2 separate regions of the Homo sapiens genome follow, and region 2 is linked to region 1. A link is a contact called in ENCODE Hi-C or POLR2A ChIA-PET data. All regions are on one chromosome and are shown on one strand. Each heading gives the region's core, a stretch centred on a gene start or an enhancer-like site at or near the end of the contact. The rest is flanking DNA. Distances are from core to core; before and after follow the strand shown.

Region 1 (5,904 bases), core at 2,498-4,997:
AAAAAAAAAAAAGACACAAACTAATCAGAATAAATTTTAAAATGTTTAAACCAAATTCATATACACCATATATATAAATGTATGGCATACTCAAATATATTTTAAAAAAAGAAAAAGAGGGGATTTGCCCATAATCAAAACTTTATTGAAAAACTGACACCAAAATAGGAGATTACTGCTGTATACCTTACAAAACCAAATGTAATTACATTATCTTGGTAAATTAATTAGAATTATGGAATTTATGATAAGGCTTTCTGTGAGACAACACAAAATTAAAATTCAGGAAGCTGTTTGAATCATTAGTGTTGCTTTCTTCTAAATGAACACCCTGCAAAAGAATCATGAGAGTATATTAAACAAGTGCATTCTACCTTTGCTATAATTTTAATGACAAAAAGTACTTTTAAGTAAAATACTGAAGTTTTAAGAATATTGGATTAATACTCATATACAGATTATTTATCCTTTTATACCAGAAATTTGCTATAATACATCTATCATATCTGAGTTTACTCTGGTATGACTATAAGTGTCACTCCTGTTTCTCAAATGCTATAATGAAGTCTACTTAAGACCATGAGCCTGAATTCAACAGTGAAGACTGTTTCAAGCAAGCTGTCAGAAGATATACTCTTAATTTTTAGGAACTATTCTGAATACTTTTCTCAAGTAAATAATTTTGATTAGAGGTATTTTCAGACCTATTAGGAAAACTCTAGAACAGATAGACCCATTAAACCATCTGTCAGCATATGGGCACTAAATTCCAAAATCATGACATGACATACTTTGTTTCAAAAATCTCCCAAGTATACTTAGCAATATTACTTAGCAATATTACTCTTAAAAAAATCATGTGCTGACTCCATATTTAGATCTCACCAGGTCACACCAAATAGATCTCAGATTTGCTGCCAATCCACTTGAACTCTTCCAGTGAGAGCATGGAACTTACAGCTCCCCAAAATATCACAAGCAAATTTATAACATCATTATGGAATCACAAATTTACAAGTATTACTATGGAAACTATATATATAATTTTTTTTTCTTATTGCACTAAAGTGAAAGAGGAATTAAAATTAGGTTTTTATATTAATCATTGCAGTTGCTCATAAAAGTAAAATCTCTGGCATTTTAACTTATATATTAGCTATCTGTTGCTTAGCTGGCAATGATAAAAAAAAAACTATTATATGTACTAAATATATATGGAACAAAATTTTGTAAAAGAAATTTTAAAATTCTATATGGTTTTAAAAATCTGTATGTCCTGGCCGGCGAGGTGGCTCATGCCTGTAATCCCAGCACTTTGGGAGGCCGAGGCGGGCAGACCATGAGGTCAGGAGATCAAGACCATCCTGGCTAACACAGTGAAACCCCACCTCTACTAAAAATACAAAAAATTAGCCAGGCATGGTGGCACGCGCCTGTGGTCCCAGCTACTTGGGAGGCAGAGGCAAGAGAATCACTTGAACCGGGGAGGCAGAAGTTGCAGTGAGCTGAGATGGCGCCACTGCACTCCAGCCTGGGTGACAGAGCGAGACTCCTAATAAAAAAAAAAAATAATAAATAAATAAATAAATAAATCTGCATGTCCTATAACATGTAGTTATTCTTTTGCTTCTATTCTGACTTAATTTATTCCAAGTTAAGCAAACTAAGTGAATAAATGTGTTCTAAACTAAGAAAAATAAGTCAATGGAGTTCACTGCAAGGTCAAGAGTATAAATATATCCATTTGAACAGGCCATTCTTTACTGAAAGCACACAATGAAAGATAAGTTATTTTGGTAATCATTAAGATTTCTTTAAACTTTTCAGTGAAGATAGAGACATTTATAATCATCAATCTCATCACTGGGTTGGAGAATGCCAAATGATATACCTTCTGTGAGTCTGGCCTTTCCTCCTGTAGGCTGGCACAACACTGTTGAACAACCTACACAAAGAACCACTGTCTGAGCATGGCTGAAAACCGTGGTGATCTTGTAGCAACCTAAAAAAAAAAAAAGGCAATGTTAAAAATGAAAAGCAGAGGAAAACAGCACCTGTTCGACATTTCTGGTAATATGTAAAAAAATCAGTAACTTCAGTGCTATGAAACAGCAAGCCACATGTGTAACATAAACTTTTCTAGCAGCGACACAAAATTTTTTAAAAACAGGTAAAATCAATAATATATTTCATTAAACTTAATATTTCCAAAATATCATTTCAACATGTAATCAATGTATTTTTTTTCTGTGCTACATCGTCAAAATCCAGTGAGTATTTTACAATTAAAGAACATCTCTATTTTGAGTATCCACATTTTGATTATCCACAAGTGCTCAGTAGCCACATTCAGCTAATGGCCATTGTATTGGGCAGCACAGCTTTAGACTGAAGAATCAACAGACTTTTCTTTGTATCATGAAACAGAAAACTCATCGTCTGAAGAGCTTAAAGACTTGCTAAGTCAAATGGCATATCTCCTTTGAATGCCTGTTTTCACTTACCCCGAAATGTTTCTACAATGGTTTCAGTACATTTATTATGAAAATGTCCCTGACATTTCCAATTCTGTAATCCCACTTCTACTCAACAGAGGGTTCTAATGTATCTTAACTATACACACCACACTAGCAATCCCTACAGAAATTTTCTTTAGTAAAGGAATTAAGATTTCAAATTTTACCTGGACATTTTACATCCATAAAGTAAGAATTTGGACTTTGTACTAGGCGTTTCTTTTTATGTTTTTTCTTTTCCTCTTCCAAGGACGGATGTAGTAAATCTCTAGCCAACTGAACAAAGAAGCATATTATTACTATTAGTTTTAAACCACAACGCTGGCACATTTAACCATACGTGAAATATACATGCAAAAACAGGAATAACGGTCATCCTCGGCAGAAGCAACACGTCAGATAGTAAAGTTATTTTTCGAAACCTGTTAATAACTTTCATCAGTACTTTTCATAATACTTGTGTTCTCCAAGTCCCTAGAAAAGGGCTTTCGCACGATCAGGAAACATATGGTAAGGCAAACTTTGTCCTTCTTTACTCAACTGCGTAATGAACTGTCTTCGATGAAAACTGCGCGAAGTCGAGGTGCTAAGCAAAGAAAGTGACCCCGACTGTGGACTCGCTTAGAGTAGAAACTGCTGAAGTAGACCAGACAACGTCAGCGCCTGGGTGATTTTTGCTCCTGTGGCTCAACAGCTGATCTGACAGGAATTCTTGCTGAGCGACCGTCCTTGACGGAATTAATATATAAGGCAACAACGAGGACAGTTTTTAAAAAAGGAAAACAAGTAGGAAATCGCTTCCGAAAGAAGGCAGAGGGGGCGAGAAACACCAATCACTGGGAAAGCCAAAAGACCCAAAGATCACAACCTCAGGGGCATCCTCAAAGACCAAGACCGCTCATAAGCTACACAGAGAACTGTTCCCCTCCCAGCCACCGCCTCTGAATTGCAGCCCACGCCCCTGCAGGGCCAGCCGCGCCGCGGTGACCGGGCAAGTCACTACATGCCCGCCACGCGCGAAGACGCTGCGCAACCTGAGCCGCCTCGCCACTCTCGGACACTACAGGCCCGAGAGGCAGCCGGACTCATCCGTCCCATATGACTCTCGGTAAAGAAGCCCAAAACAAACCCGGAGCCCGATGTAAACAACTCACAGGCATGTTGATCCTCTTGCAAGCTCAGCCCTACCAGACCTCCCAGCCCACACAGCTAGCAAGCTGCAAGCGATCTGCGCTCGGCATCAACTTCCGGGATAGAAGCTGCTGGGAGGAGCGGCGGGGCGGGCTTGTCTGCTCTAGGCCCTCCTCTCGGTGGTAGGGGGACGCCGCAGCAGGGTACTCGGGTCCAGGGCGCAGGGAAGACCCGGGGATGGTGAGCGTTCCAGGGTGCCAAGTCCCGTGGGTCTAACGGGCTTGTTGGCGAGCGCCGCGGGCTCTGCAGTGCCTGAGGCCAGAATCTGGCTGGGGAGCGGCCTCGGGCTTAGGCCATGGCGAGGGAGCGCCCGCGGCCACCGGGGCCGGCGCCACCCCGGAACCCGGCGGGCCGCTCAGCCCCCGGCCCCCTGGCCCGGCCGCTCTCGGTTAGCTCTGGGGGTGGGCACACGGGGCAATGCCACTATTCTCTTCTTTTGTGTATTAAAAAATACAGTATTATTAACCATTAATACGTGCCAGAGAGATTATGAAAGAGGCTCGTATCCTTTTGGCTTCCCTTTTCAAGGCGCAGATTTCGAAGTTTTCTGCGGGGTATGGCTGTGCCTTAGGTTTGCTTTGTTCTGAAAAAAAGTTTTTAAAACAGCACGGATTCGCTGCTGTGCCTCATTCACTAAGAGGCCCCACCCCTTCCGAGGATTACTCGTCCTTTGCAGAGTGGACAACTAGGGGGCCTGAGAAAGGCGAATGTCACCGATGACCGAACATGAGTCTTTATCATTATTATTATTTGAGACAAGGTCTCGCTTTTTTGCCCAGGCTGGAATGCAATGGTGCCATCACAGCTCACTGCAGCCTCGACCTCCTGGGCTCAAGCGATTCTCCCGCCTCAGCCTCCCGAGTAGCTGGGACCACAGGAACACGCCATTATTCTTTTTTTTTTTTTTTTTTTCCTTGGAGACAGGGTCCTGCTATATTGCCCAGGCTTGTCTCCAATTCCTAGGCTCAAGAAGTCCTTCCACCTCAGCCTCCCAAGTAGTTGGGACTACCGGCGCGTGACAGCATGCTCTATTTTTGAGGAGGAAACTCTATGCTTGAAAAATGGGTGTCATGGGCGACCAAAAGGCAAGAAACCAGAAAGACACTTTACCAGAAAATTGGTCTAACTGGATTTTTTTTTTTTTTTTTTTTTTTTTTGGCAGAGTCTTGCTCTGTCACCCAGGCTGGAGTACAGTGGCGCGATCTTGGCTCACTGCAACCTCCGCCTCCTGGGTTCACGCGATTCTCCTGCCTCAATCCTCCCAAGTACCTGAGATTACAGGTGTCCATCACCATGTCCGGCTACTTTTTGTGTTTTTAGTAGAGACGGGGGATGGTGGGGGGGGGGTTCACTATGTTGGCCAAGCTGGTCTCGAACTCCTGACCTCAAGTGATCTGCCCGCCTTGGCCTCCCAAAGTGTTGGGATTACAGGCGTGAGCCACCGCGTCCCGCCCTGACTTGATGTTCTTAATCACCTTATTTGTCTTTGCAAAAAGGATACATGTATAATATACATTTTGGGAAATGCAGAAAAATAGAAGAAAATTTACCATCTGTAAATAAACATTTTTAACTTTTGACCTATATCCTTCCCAATATTTTTTACTCTCTTGGATATAGGTTTATTTTGGGTTTTGACTTAACCTAATTGGGATCATCTTGTGCATAATCTTTTGTAGACTTGAATTTTCCTCCCACTTACTATAAAATGAGCATCACTCCATGTCACTACATATTCTTTTTTTTTTTTAAATAAGGTCTCACTGTGTTGCCCAGGCTGGAGTGCAGTGGCACAATCTTGGCTCACTGCAGCCTCGACCTCCTGGGCTCAAGCAATTGTCCCCCCTCAGCCTCCTGAGTAGTTGGGACTGCAGGTACAAGCCACCACGCCTGGCTAATTTTTGTAATGTTTGTAGAGATGGGGTTTCGCCATGTTGCCCAGGCTGGAATATTCTACATTATGCTTCTTAATGGGCATATAGCATTTGTCCTGTGACTATATATATTTTCACTTCAGCCATACACTAAATTGGGCATTAGGTTTGGGTTTTTAAATATTTGATACTTAAAAATTAATAAAAATTGGTGAATATTAAATATTTAATGTATATAAGTATATAGAATAATACAATTGTATACACAGAATAGTGGCCCCCAAAGACATCAGTGGCCTAATCCTCAGAACCTTTAGTTACAT
Region 2 (6,853 bases), core at 1,578-4,077, 82 kb before region 1:
AAGTATTAAATATCTCTGTAACTGTACTTCCATGTCTCTTAATCAGGAATCTCTTCTCCACAGAAAGACAAAGGCTGTAAGGCAAAGAATCCAAGCAGGGTCCCGGAGCCTGGTTTTAGGTCTCCTTCCAAAAAGCTGTCCCCTTGCTCACGGCAAATAAATGCACAGGTCTCAACCTTCCTACAGTTTCAGGACCCCTCGCCTCACCTCTGCCAATCCTCAGCTAGGAAAAAACCCTCTCTGCATCACTCTAGTCATGGAAGCCTTTCCTAAACCTGGTCCTCTTTCACTCGGGGAGCCAGATCTGGCTTCAGATCCAGACTCCACCTTTATGAGACTGCCTAACCTGTCAAGTCCCTAAATCTGAGCTGCTCCATCTTTAACATGGAGATGAGATTAGCACCTAGCTCATAGTTTATAACTGTGGGAGTCTAATCTATAACCACTTCAAGTACACGGCACAGTACCAGGCGCCTAGGTCTTGTTCCATAAGTTAACCGCTCGGCCAGGCATGGTGGCTCACGCCTGTAATCCCACCACTTTGGGAGGCTAAGGCAGGTGGATCGCTTGAGGTCAGGAGTTTGAATGAGACCAGCGTGGCCAACACAGCAAAACCCCGTCTTTACTAAAGTTACAAAAATCAGCCAGGCATGGTGGTGTGCACTTATAATACCAGCTACTCAGGAGGCTGAGGCAGGAGAATCGCTTGAACCCGGGAGGTGGAGGTTGCGGTAAGCCAAGATCACACAACTGCACTCCAGCCTGGATGACAGAGTGAGGCTCCATCTCAAAAAAAAAGTTAACTGCTGTGGTCCTCAACTTGCCATTTGTGCTCCAAAGACCACCACAGAAGATAGTACCCATCCTTGTGAAGCTAAGGGGGGACTAACCTTACCCCAAATTATGATGGTTTTTAACACTTTCGGATCCCATTTATGTGTGCTAAAGAACTTGTACTCACAAGGGTTATTTCACTTAAGCCTCACGTCACTGAGGCTTAGATACTCAGTTCAGTAGCTCCCAAGTAGTGGGGTTGGGCTTCAAACTCTGGCCCTGTGTGACTCCTGAGCCCTGTCTGGAATCTCCTTCCCCTTGTTTCAAACGCTTTACAGCAGAAGAAAAACAGTTTCTAGATAATAGATGAAAACAGATGAAGCCGCAGGTATAATTAGGAGAGGAGGAGGCTGGGAAGATGGAGGTGGAGTCAACCATTTAGCAGCTGACACGACCGTGTGGGAGTGGTTTAACACCTGACTTCCCCTCTGGGTTCCAGGGATCAGACAAGATCAGTTAATTATGAAGCATCATGCCAATTCGAAGAATGATTACCTAATCTTTCAGATTAATATAAAAAAGGAGAACGGCTCTGTCTCTACATGGTACACGCCTGGGGTATGACTGGGTGTGATAACCTCTGAACATGCCACTCTGTGAGGTCAAGGTACAGAGATTAGGACTCTTGAATATGGAAAGGCCAAGGCTGGAAGCTGAGATGGTCACCATTTGGAGAACCATGAGGTGTAGAGAGAGAATTCAAGATTCATGTTCTAAATTCCATTGCTGAAACTTAGCAGTCCCAGATTTCAGAATGAACAGCTGAACAGTTGCCCTGTTCAGAGTAAAACATTGTGGAACTCCACAGAGAAAGGACACAGGTAAAAACATAAGCATCTTCAAAAAATAATGATGAGAGTTCTACAGTTTGTTTTGTTGTTGTTGTTGTTGCTTTTTTGGTTTTTTTTTGAGACAGAGTCTCACTCTGTTGCCCAGGCTGGAGTGCAGTGGCATGATCTCAGCTCACTGAAACCTCCACCTTCTGGGTTCAAGCAATTCTCATGCCCCAGCCTCCCGAGTAGCTGGGATTACAGGTGCATGCCACCACGCCTGGCTAATTTTTGTATAAAAATAGAGTAAGAAAGTACTCTAAAAAGTAGAGACGAGGTTTCACCATGTTGCCCAGGCTGATCTCGAGCTCCTGACCTCAAGTGATCTGCCCACCTCGGCCTCCCAAAGTGCTGGGATTACAGGCATGAGCCACTGTGCCGGCCTACAATCAGTTCTTAAGAGAAAAAAGAAAAGCGCTTTGTGGATACATTCAGAACTTTTTGAGACTGACATTGAAAAGAACAATTCCCCTCCTTATTGTTCCTAGAGATGTCGTTAACAGAAACAAAATCTAATTTTTGCATATGCTGGTTTGTGTCCTCCAGAGTTCAATACTTTGGGCCTGATTTTTCTCCAGGAAAAAAAAATTATATAGATATAGATATAGATATCTGTCTTACTCAAGTATTTGAATGTGTGTGAACCATTTTTTCAACTTGTCAACACTATTTGTAGCTGGTTTTTTTTTTAAATCTACAGTCAGATATATATACAGGGAGAAAAAAAATCCGAATTCTCCAATCAAAACAAAAAGCACTAGGGCGTTCAGGGAGCCATCATTTCCAGAATTGGAGACAAAGGTTTGGAAAGAAAATAGAAATGTTGGGCAGTACAAGAAGTGTTCCTTCCATTATATATACTTTTTGACATTGAGGGTTTTCAGAGCTACATTCCTCCAACAGATGTCATAAATTTTGTGTGTCAAACAATGAATGAAACTATGTTGAGAGTTCACTAATATGAATGTAACTTTTGCCAAATTTTTGACAAATGGGCATCAACCCTGAGGAAAAGGCTGCTTTCTGCTGCCTGTGAGAGTTTTCTTTCCATTTGTTACCAAAGCCATGGAGAACCAAGGGTCGAGTCAAGGCCATATCAGGACCTGCCAAGGCTGTTGCCCTAAACTGAAAACGCTGATTCAGAACTGGAAGGAGCCTTAAGATCATCGAGGACAGAGAAAAACGAGACCTAGAAAGATTTAGTGGTTTGCTCCGAGTCATCCAGCCCCCGTCAAGGCGGGCAGTGCAGCGTGGGGCCTGGAAACCAGAGGCACTGGTTTTGCATCCGCTCCCTGCTCACAGACCGGCCCAGGTTAATGTTGCCATCTGGGCGTTGATTTCTCCATCCCTGAAGGAGGTGGTTTCACTGCCCCTCTCCACGTGCCCACTCACTTCCTCAGGGCTGAGAACCGAATGGGGCAATGTGTGTAGAGTCCCTCTTCTGTTCCTTAGCCCCAATCCTTTTTTTTTTCACCTGCATTAGGTCCTTAGGGAAACTGAAAGTAACTTTTTCCTTTTGAAATGAAAATCCCCAGTACCACTGCCCGGGAGGATATTCACTGCAAGGCCATGGTACCCCACAAGTGGCCCGGAAAGAAAGCTCAAGTCACAGTTTCGAAGTTTGTTTTTGAGTTGTTAATCACCTGCGCACAGGAGGCAAAGAATGTTTCAAAGTAGTAGATTCAAATCTCACATGGAAGCTAAAGGCTGGCTCTGTTGTAAGTTTCTGTTACTCCATTCTCAAACTGCATTTGGATTTGTTGCTTCATGGAAGCCAACAGAACACTGCTCTTAGGCCTGGCATCGGATGTAAATGAAGGCAGTTCAGCCCTTATTTATTCTAGAGAAGCCACGAGGCAGATCCTGTGGAGCCGTGGAATCCACTGTCTCCAGAGGGAAGCTAATGACCGGGAAGGTGAAAGATGCTTTGTCTGTGGCAGGGAAGCAGTTGTTGTGTCTCCGGAGGGGCCGGCTGGGCACAGGGGGGCCGGAGGAGCAGAAGAGTTGGCTCCTCTTGGCGGATGCTGCATGGGGATGGGGTCAGAGGGGACAGCACACATCATGATGGTAAGTCCTGGTCTGTTTTCAACTCCAGAGACACTCAGAAAGGATTTGGAATGCTGCCTTTCCAGTGGGACTCTTGGTTAGACTCATGACTCCAGTGTTAAACTCCCAGATGCCTGCACTGGTATAATATAGCCCTTCGGCCTTCTGGTGAGCTGGGATTCGATGGGCTGCCCACATCCTGCACCTCCACTCCCCCACCTCACCCCAAAGTCCACTTCCTCTATGAAAACCACCCTTCACAATGAAACACTTGCCAAGGAACTGCTTGAATCGTGCTGTGGTCAAGGACGCCTTTATCTGAAGTGAGCCCCATCACTATTCCCAAAAGGATTAAGTATAGTTGCCCAAAGCCCAGTGATGTAAATATTAGAAATGGGAACCCACACCCAGGCAGTAGGGGCTTTTGTTTTTGAAGGGGATGCTGGCTTCCTAGGAATGGCCAAAGCATACCTGCATCTCAGAAGCCTGAGCCAGCGGGAAGTGATTAACCCCTGGGTTACTCAGCTCGAAGCCTGTCATTCCCATGATTTGTTTTCCTGCTATCTTCACACAAAGCACTCCTTTCCAGAACACTCCGGGACTGTCTGCCTAGCACCTTCCGGAGAAATTAAAAAGAGCAAAGGCAGAATAATTTGCCTAAGAATAGGAATGTCAAGAAAATGTGCCTCAACAAAGAGTTGCTAGGCTCAAATCCTGGCCAAACTGTTCATCTCTCTTCAGTTGTTAACCCTCTACTTGAAAACTTCCTATCCGCCATGCCTCCTTTTTCTGGCTTTCGTTCTTCCCTTCTGGCTACAATTTTTTGTTACTCTAATCTCTTGTTCTGCTCACTTTCTCTCAGACACAGAGCTTCCATATTGTCTTCTAGTAACTAAAATTATGAAAGTTAAGATTCATAATTTTGCCTACAAGACAAATTGTATTTCCATTTAAGAATGTTTTACAGTATTTTGGGGACTGTATTTTGGGCTCAGATGGGCCGGAGGAGTAGAAGAGTCAGCTCCTCTTGGCAGATGCTCTGTGGGGCTGGGGGCTGAGAAGCCAGCAAACATCATGATGGCAAATCCTGGTCTGTTTTCAAGGTTGGGGGTTATAGGACAATACAGACAAAGTATAATAGACGTCTTGCCCTCAAGGAGTCTATGGAAGCAACTGAATATGTGCACAAACGCACTAAAAAATAATAAAACAGGATATGATTACATGGCAAATAGACAGTAAATGATACAAGACTGCATGGAAACAGATGTCATGCCCCCTTCCTGGTAGATTTCTAACCATCTAAAACCAGTAGAAAAGGCTCTCCTGGGCATGCTCTATAATTTTCTCAGGGGTACTCCAGCCACAGGCAAATCACCACTCACCCCGGCCTCTCAAATCTTAGAAACAAGAGCTCTGCTAGTTTAAAAATGCTTTGGTTTTACTACTTACTCTGGCTACGAAATTTTTTGTTCATAATTGTAGCTTTTTTCTACCAAATTCTCATTTTAAAATCCTCCCCTCTTACCCACCTCTCATTCCTTGCTGTAGGCCATGTAGTTGTGTTCTGTTTGTTTGTTTGTTTGTTTGTTTGTTTTTAAACTTTTGGTCTTACCATACCTTTGCTTTAATCCTAGAGCATCTGTTAAGCTTTAAAGGAAAGAGCATAAATGAATGCACACATATACTCTTAGAGCCTATAAAATCAGCTTCCTACTCCACCAGGGAGGTCTGAAGGAGCCTTTGGTTTCTGGTAAAGCAAATGGATGAGGATCGCCGCTAACATTCACTTCTCCCACGAGAAGCCTCCCCAGGCTGATTGCTATAGTCGCTAGTGCAGACAGCGACCTGATCTGCTCAGGCTGCCAGACTTCAGAAGCCTCAGCCAGGTTCAGAGCCTCCCTAATCCTAATGGGCTAGGAGCCCTGGGTGTCTCCAGATAACCCATTTTCCAGCCTTCCAAGAAAGAGGAGTAGTGGGGCAGTGGGCGAGAGAGAATTGGGTTTCAGTGCTGTTTTAATGTAAACTGCTGGGGGCTGGGAGCTCCCCTTTTGCTCTCCTTGTTTTGGTTCCTACCCCAGAAACATAAAGTATTACTGATAAACATGGATAATTAAATTTGGATAAAAACTACTTGAACCTGAAGAGTTCATTCCAATTTGTATAACAGCAATTGATGTGGGTTGTGTATTTAAAGGAATATTTAAATTTCATGCAGCAATTTGCAAGTTCAAATGAAAAGCTATTTGGCACATTTGGATACTGGGTTGCAAGGGAAATAAGCAAAATGTACACATGAGGTACATGCCATCATATAATTGTGTACATTTTTTATTTGTCACAAAGCATTATAAAAACAATAGAGAAAAACTATGAAGGAAAAAAAAGGTCACCACTGGGAAAAAAAAAAACTTATTTTCCATATGTTTTGCCTGTGTGTTTATGGAAGGCTTTTTATTCAAAATTTTGGTTTTTATTCAAAAAACTTTGCATAAACATCTTCCTGTGTTGCTTCACCTAGTCTTCTGGTTAATGTGCCATAATTTGTTCTCCTCTTTTTGATCACTGGGTTTTTCTAATTTTTTGTTCTCACAACTAGGACTGATGGGAGATTTTTTTGTAATACAGATATTTTCTGACATGTAAGAAATGAAAACATACACTTAAAAAAAACTATTTCATTTAAGCACAGACATACCCTAAATATAGTGTTAAGTTGTTTCTTAACTATGTGGTGATTCCTGCTCCGGCCTGGACTCCAGCCTGGAGAGCCCTTTTTTGATTTCCAGGCCTCAGGTTCTTAAAAGAGAAGCAAAACAACTTTTCCCAAACTGGTGTGGTAAAGCCTTTAAGAAATCTAGTTCCGGCCGGGTGCAGTGGCTCACGCCTGTAATCCCAGCACTTTGGGAGGCCAAGGCAGGTGGATCACCTGAGGTTGGCCTGTCGGCCTGACCAACATGGAGAAGCCCCTTCTCTACTAAAAATACAAAATTAGCCGGGCGTGGTGGCACATGCCTGTAATCCCAGCTAATCAGGAGGCTGAGTCAGGAGAATCGCTTGAACCTGGGAGGCAGAGGTTGCAGTGAGCCGAGATCGAGACACTGCACTCCAGCCTGGGCAACAAGAGCGAAACTCCACCTCAA

Evidence for each region. A loop is a pair of places that touch in the nucleus more often than their neighbours do. ChIA-PET counts read pairs that join two places held with the same protein, here RNA polymerase II (POLR2A). Pooled maps may share reads with other maps.
Region 2: a loop to region 1 is called in a map of chondrocyte, with 2.4 times the contacts of the local background. The contact joins the enhancer-like site here to the promoter of RPS27L in region 1. A Hi-C loop is called at or near these places in 1 of 168 maps with a recorded cell type or tissue (chondrocyte) and 1 of 50 pooled maps. POLR2A ChIA-PET finds 5 or more read pairs at or near these places in 10 of 52 experiments (A549, AG04450, Caco-2 and 7 more).

Annotation. Positions count from the first base shown.
Region 1 is chr15:63,153,730-63,159,633 of GRCh38, forward strand. It overlaps RPS27L (ribosomal protein S27 like), which reads right to left and starts at 3,748. Exons shown (of 4, transcript NM_015920.4): 1 at 3,671-3,748; 2 at 2,684-2,792; 3 at 1,892-2,002; 4 at 1-331. The coding sequence starts at 3,676. The coding sequence ends at 303. RefSeq lists enhancers at 2,488-3,687, 2,972-3,061, 3,212-3,871, 3,267-3,840 and a silencer at 4,022-4,121.
Region 2 is chr15:63,072,578-63,079,430 of GRCh38, forward strand. No RefSeq gene overlaps it. Among named protein-coding and RNA genes, the nearest start is that of TPM1-AS, 27 kb to the left of the region's middle. RefSeq lists enhancers at 6,173-6,850, 6,851-6,853. Within about 2 kb of position 2,828, at least 4 of the 41 ENCODE cell types and tissues checked have a DNase peak (open chromatin) inside an H3K27ac peak, as active enhancers do.